Linked DNA regions of Homo sapiens: region 1 is linked to region 2. A link is an interaction called in ENCODE POLR2A ChIA-PET data of the cell type or tissue named here. Cell type or tissue: HepG2. All regions are shown on one strand. Links, peaks and the distances in the headings refer to the core of each region. The heading gives the core; the rest is flanking DNA.

What was found. ChIA-PET counts read pairs that join two places held together with the same protein. Peaks named below come from ENCODE experiments on the same cell type or tissue, not always from the same donor. Only the 100,000 strongest peaks of a DNase experiment are listed, where the experiment ranks them.
Region 1: POLR2A ChIA-PET joins it to region 2 with 7 read pairs; 4 of 35 experiments call an interaction of 5 or more read pairs at or near these places.

What each region holds. Positions count from the first base shown.
Region 1 is chr19:15,215,368-15,218,270 of GRCh38, forward strand. No RefSeq gene overlaps it. Among named protein-coding and RNA genes, the nearest start is that of EPHX3, 16 kb to the right of the region's middle. In HepG2, for the core only: no CTCF peak of the experiment used is centred there; a DNase peak (open chromatin) is centred at 1,174.
Region 2 is chr19:15,369,298-15,372,200 of GRCh38, forward strand. AKAP8 (A-kinase anchoring protein 8) reads right to left here. Exons shown (of 14, transcript NM_005858.4): 7 at 2,655-2,701; 8 at 849-882. Among named protein-coding and RNA genes, the nearest start is that of AKAP8, 9.0 kb to the right of the region's middle. In HepG2, for the core only: no CTCF peak of the experiment used is centred there; no DNase peak of the experiment used is centred there.

The DNA.
Region 1 (2,903 bases), core at 175-2,674, 150 kb before region 2:
ACTCCAGCCTGGGTGACGGAGGGAGATTCCATCTCAAAAAAAAAAAAAGAAAGAAAAAAGAAAAGAAACCAAAACAGAGCCATTGAGACAAGATGGTTAAATGTGAGGGAGAGAGGGGGAAGTCACCTAAAGAAGGAGAGGAGCCAGCGAGGCAAACATCCAGGGCTAGGGTGTTCCAGACAGAGTGAACAGCAAGTGCAAAGGCCCAGAGGAGGAAGGAGAGGGTGGACGAGAGGAACAGCGAGGAAGCCTGGGTGCCTGGTGCTGAATGAGCAAAGGTGAGGAGGTCAGGGAAGCAGGTGGGGCTGACTCCCAAGGGGCCAGAGGGTCTGGGATTCTAGCCCAAGCACAGTGAAGCCACTGGAGGGTTTTAGCACAAGAAGCTGATCTGATTTAGTTTGCAAACAATCACTTTGGGTTTTTTTGGTTTTTTGGAGACAGAGTCTCACTCTGTCGCCCAGGCTGTAGTGCAGTGGTATGATCTCACCTCACTGCAACCTCTGCCTCCGGGTTCAAGTGATTCTCGTGCCTCAGCCTCCCGAGTAGCTGGGACTACAGGTGCACACCGCCATGCCCAGGTAATTTTTTTGTTTCTTTGAGACAGAATTTCACTCTTGTCACCCAGGCTGGAGTGCAATGGCGTGATCTCGACTCACTGCAACCTCCGCCTCCCGGGTTCAAGCTATTCTCCTGCCTCAGCCTCCCAAGTAGCTGGGATTACAGGCATGCACCACCACGCCCAGCTAATTTTGTATTTTTAGTAGAGATAGGGTTTCTCCATGTTGGTCAGGATAGTCTTGAACTCCCGACCTCAGGTGATCCACCCACCTCGGCCTCATAAAGTGCTTGGGATTACAGGCGTGAGCCACTGCACCCGCCATTTTTATTTATTTATTTTTATTTTTTCACGGAGTCTCACTCTGTTGCCCAAGCTGGAGTGCAATGGTGCCATCTCAGCTAACTGCAGCTTCCACCTCCTGGGTTCAAGCAATTCTCATGCCTCAGCCTCCCAAGTAGCTGGAATTACAGGCACCAGCCATCATGCCCAGCTAATTTTTTTATTTTTGTAAAGAACGGGTTTTACCATGTTGGTCGGGCTGGTCTTGGACTTCTGACCTCAGGTGATCGGCCCACCTCTGCCTCTCAAAGTGTTGGGATTACAGGCGTGAGTCACCGCCTCAGCCTTTTTTTTGTTTGTTTTTTTGGAGTTAGAGACAGGTTCTCTCTTTGTCACCCAGGTGGAGTGCAGTGGTGCAATTGTAGCTCACTGTAACCTCAAACTCCTGGGCTCAAGCGATCCTCCCCTCAGCCTCCTAAGAAGCTAGGACCTACAGACATGCACCACCATGCCCGGCTAATTTTTTTTTCTTTGTCTTTTTTTTTTTTTTTTTTTTTTTTTGAGACGGATTCTCGCTGTCGCCAGGCTGGAGTGCAGTGGCATGATCTCAGCTCACTGCAACCTCCGCCTCTCAGGTTCAAGCGATTCTCCTGCCTCAGCCTCCCCAGTAGCTGGGACTACAGATGCGTGCCACCACGCTTAGCTAATTTTTGTATTTTTAGTAGAGACGGGGTTTCACCATATTGGCCAGGATGGTCTTGATCTCTCGACCTCGTGATCTGCCCGCCTTGGCCTCCCAAAGTGCTGGGATTACAGGCGTGAGCCACTGCGCCCACCCTTTTTTTTTTTTTTTTTTTTCCTGTAGAGATACAGTCTTGAACTCTTGGCCTCAAGCAATCTTCCTGCCTCAGCCTCCTGAAGTGCGGGAATTACAGGCATGAGCCACCATGCCCAGCCTGGAATTCACTTCGATGGAGCGTCTGCAGCTCTGTGGCTCTGGGAAAGGGTAGAAGGGAGGCCATTCTCAACCCCTTCTGGGGGTGCTGGTTTCCCCACCCCAGAAGCTTCCATTGGGTCTGACGCCCTGTTCTCTGTCCTGTCTTCTCAGGCCCTGGGCTCCGGACCACAGCAACCTTCCATGCCCATGGCCTCACCCTGGATCTTATCTCCTCTTGCTCACCTCTGAACTGTGATATTCTGATGTCCCCTAACTCAGTGGCCTCCAACCTCTTTGGCACCAGGGACTGGTTTTGTGAAAGACAATTTTTCCACGGACCGGGGTAGGGGGTGGTTTCGGGATGATTCACGTGCATTACTTTTTTTATTTTTTACTTTTTTGAGGCGGAGTTTCGCTCTTGTTGCTCAGGCTGGAGTGCAGTGGCGTGATCTCGGCTCACCGCAACCTCCGACTCCCGGGTTCAAGCGATTATCCTGCCTCAGCCTGCCGAGTAGCTGGGATTACAGGCATGTGCCACCATGCCTGGCTAATTTTGTATTTTTAGTAGAGATGAGGTTTCTCCATGTTGGTCGGGCTGGTCTCAAACTCCTGACCTCAGGTTATCCTCCCACCTCGGCCTCCCAAAGTGCTGAGATTACAGGTGTGAGCCACCGTGCCTGGACACTGGACACTTTCTTTTTTTCTTTCTTTCTTTTTTTTTTTGAGATGGAGTCTCACTTTGTTGCCCAGGCTGAAGGGTAGTGGCACAATCTCGGCTGACTGCAACATCTGCCTCCCGAGTTCAAGCATTTCTCCTGCCTCAGCCTCCCGAGTAGCTGGGATTATATATGTGCACCACCACACCCAGCTAATTTTTGTATTTTTAGTAGAGACAGAGTTTCACCATGTTGGCCAGGCTGGTCTTGAGCCCCTGACCTCAGGTGATTCGCCCGCCTTGGCCTCCCAAAGTGCTGGGATTAGAGGCGTAAGCCACCGTGCTCGGCCTACATTTTAATTTTTATTTATGTATTTGAGACAGAGTCTCGCTCTGTCACCCAGGCTGGAATGCAGTGGTGTGATCTCGGCTCACTGCAACCTCTGCCTCTTGGGTTCAAGTGATTCTTGTGC
Region 2 (2,903 bases), core at 294-2,793:
CAGGACTGCTGCGGGTCGCGGGGGGGAGGACCGCAGAGGGCTGGCAAAGCCTGAACAGGAGGAACATCTAAGCCAAGGGCCTTCAGAATGGATGGGAGCAGGGCCACTGAGGAGCCAGCCTATGATCCTTGGGGTAACCAGCTACGGAAAGACCCACAGGACAGGTAAAGAAACGAGTGGCTTCAGGGTGAGCTCCAGGCCGCGGCACCTCAGGCCGCTCTGCCATGAGGGATTTAAGCCTGCTCTGCTGTTGCTGCAGACCCTCTGGTCTCCTGCATTGGACATGAAGAGACCTGCTGAAGGGCGCCCGCCTCTCAAAGACCCAGTGGGCCTGGGTGCTCCCGACCCCGCAGGTGTCTGCTGTCACACACTCGCAGGCACGAAGCAATGTGCAGTGCAGCTGCCAGTATCCCCACCACAGAGGCCCACAGCACAGCCCAGGGCAGGCGACTGAAGGAACTGGACAAAAGGAAGCCCCAGAGAAAACACTTCAGGGAAATGCACTGGCCGAGGAGGGCACAGAAGATGGGCTGGGGGCCTCTTCTCTCATGTTTCTCCTTCCCTACAAACTTCGACTGTGGTGGACACCCAAGGCTGCCCCCCATCCCCACTGCAGCCCACATCGGGTCAGGCAGACAGACCCGTTTCCAGTAAATGCTGCCCCAGACACTTTGAAGCAAAGTGTTGGCTGATCGCCACGGTCAAGGCCCATCTGGTGGCTGCAGCCCCTCTTCCCCCACAGCCACGGGCCCCTCCATCCAGGCCCCTGGCTTGCTCAGAAGCTGGGCAGTAAGTGCGGGGCAGCTGGGAAGACACAGGAAAGCTGCAAGGGACACGGTGATGCCTACCTCTTTGCCTCCCAGAGTCGCAGAGTTCATCCTCCTGGAAAAGAGTATACACAAAGTCCGGCAGTGAGCTGGTGTGTCCAGACTCTCCACAACCAGCCCAGTCCCTGGCCACTGCCTGGTGGGCAGTCTCACCCAAGACCTAGGTTGCTATGCCACCAAGAATGAGCCACAGTGTGTTAGGACCAGCCTCCGGGGCTCAGGACAGGGCCTGTGTGTCCTGTTATTACTCCTAGTTGCCTTCAGAGATTCTGTGACAATCACCTTGCTAAAAAGCCATTCACCCACCCTCTCTCGGTTCCTCCTAAGCTGCAGAACTGCCTGCCCCATGACAAAGACCCACCCGTACAATTCTATGAATGGAGCCTGTTCACCAACCGTAGGGAGATAGAGTCTCACTTGGGGGATGCCAGTTCTGGCATTCTTCATAGAAAATGGGTTCCACCACGTTTCCCGAGCTTTTGTTTATATTTACCCAATGTCTTTTTTTTTTTTTTTTTTTTTTTTGAGACGGAGTCTCGCCCTGTCTCCCAGGCTGGAGTGCAATGATGCAATCTCAGCTCACTGCAACCTCTGCTTCCTGGGTTGAAGCAAATCCTCTGCCTCAGCCTCCCGAGTAGCTGGGACTATAGGCGCATGCCGCCACATCCAGCTAATTTTTGTATTTTCAGTAGAGACGGGGTTTCACCATATTGGCCAGGATGGTCTCAATCTTGTGACCTCGTGATCCACCCGCCTTGGCCTCCCAAAGTGCTGGGATTACAGGTGTGAGCCACCGCGCCAGGCCTATATTTACCCGATGTCTTAATAACAATCACGTATAGATAAAAACGATTCAACTGAGAATCTGAACAGAGCTGACTCCTTAGGCAGTGAACATACGGCTAAATTAACAATCAGCAGGTTTACAGAGATTCCTAATCTCAAGACCAGCAAAATAGGGATCAAGTGAGACTCTGAAAACCTGAAAAGCCACCATCTCCTGCCTGTTCCCTGCCTGTGTGACTCTAAGGACTTGGGGAAGGCCCTCCTTCCCACTCTGGACCTCCAGGCCCTACACCTCCAACTTGGATCAGAATCTACACTGGGGTGGCTGAGGCACCTCCCCAAGAGCTTGGGGTGGTCCCGGCTATGAACTGGCCCCACGTGCTGCCTGCCTGTGCCTTGTTGTGAGGATGGAAGGATGAGGACACCAGTCAGCGGCACCCGGCACGGAGCTGGCGGCAAATGAGCCTCCAGCCTGTGCTTGGAGGCTTCAGCCCACAGTCCCTGCACTTACTGGCCTAGAGACCAGGGAGAGGAACTGGGAGCTTTTTTCAGAAAAGGAATGTTTGTTGTAAGTTGAAAACTTTTTTTTTTTTTTTGAGACGGAGTCTCCCTCTGTCGCCCAGGCTGGGGTGCAGTGATGCAACGTCAGCTCACTGCAACCTCCACCTCCCAGGTTCAAGTGATCCTCCTCCCTCAGCCTCCCAAGTAGCTGCTACTACAGGCAAGTGCCACCACTCCTGGCTAATTTTTGTATTTTTAATCGAGACGGGGTTTCACCATGTTGGCCAGGCTGGTCTCCAACTCTCGACCTCAAGTGATCCACCCACCTGAGCCTCCCTAAGTGCTAGGATTACAGGTGTGAGCCACCGTGCCGGCTAAGGTGGAAAACTTTTAGAAATCTAGCTAAAAGTCAGGGTCCTGAATCCACTCAGAGGTAGTCAAATCTACCATGGCAGCTGCTCCTGCCCCTTTGTGAGGAAGGGTGATTAAAGAAAGAAGAAATCCCACACTAGAGGCAAAAGGGCTGCCTGGTGGACTTACACCCTTGAATTCTTCATCTCCTGAGCGGAAGTCACCAGCTGCGTCATCTGCCAGACACAAAGAAAGGAAAAGTCAGTCCCCGGAGAACGGTCCCATCCGGTTTCCGCCCTCCCAAGCTCGCCATCCAGGGTGAGTCTGCCCTGACCACAGTGGGGTTGAAACATGCCACCTGCGAGTGTCCACGACACAGATGGGGCAAGCAGAGCCCCCAGCAGGCAGCCGACCCATCCTACATCTGTCTGGCCCACC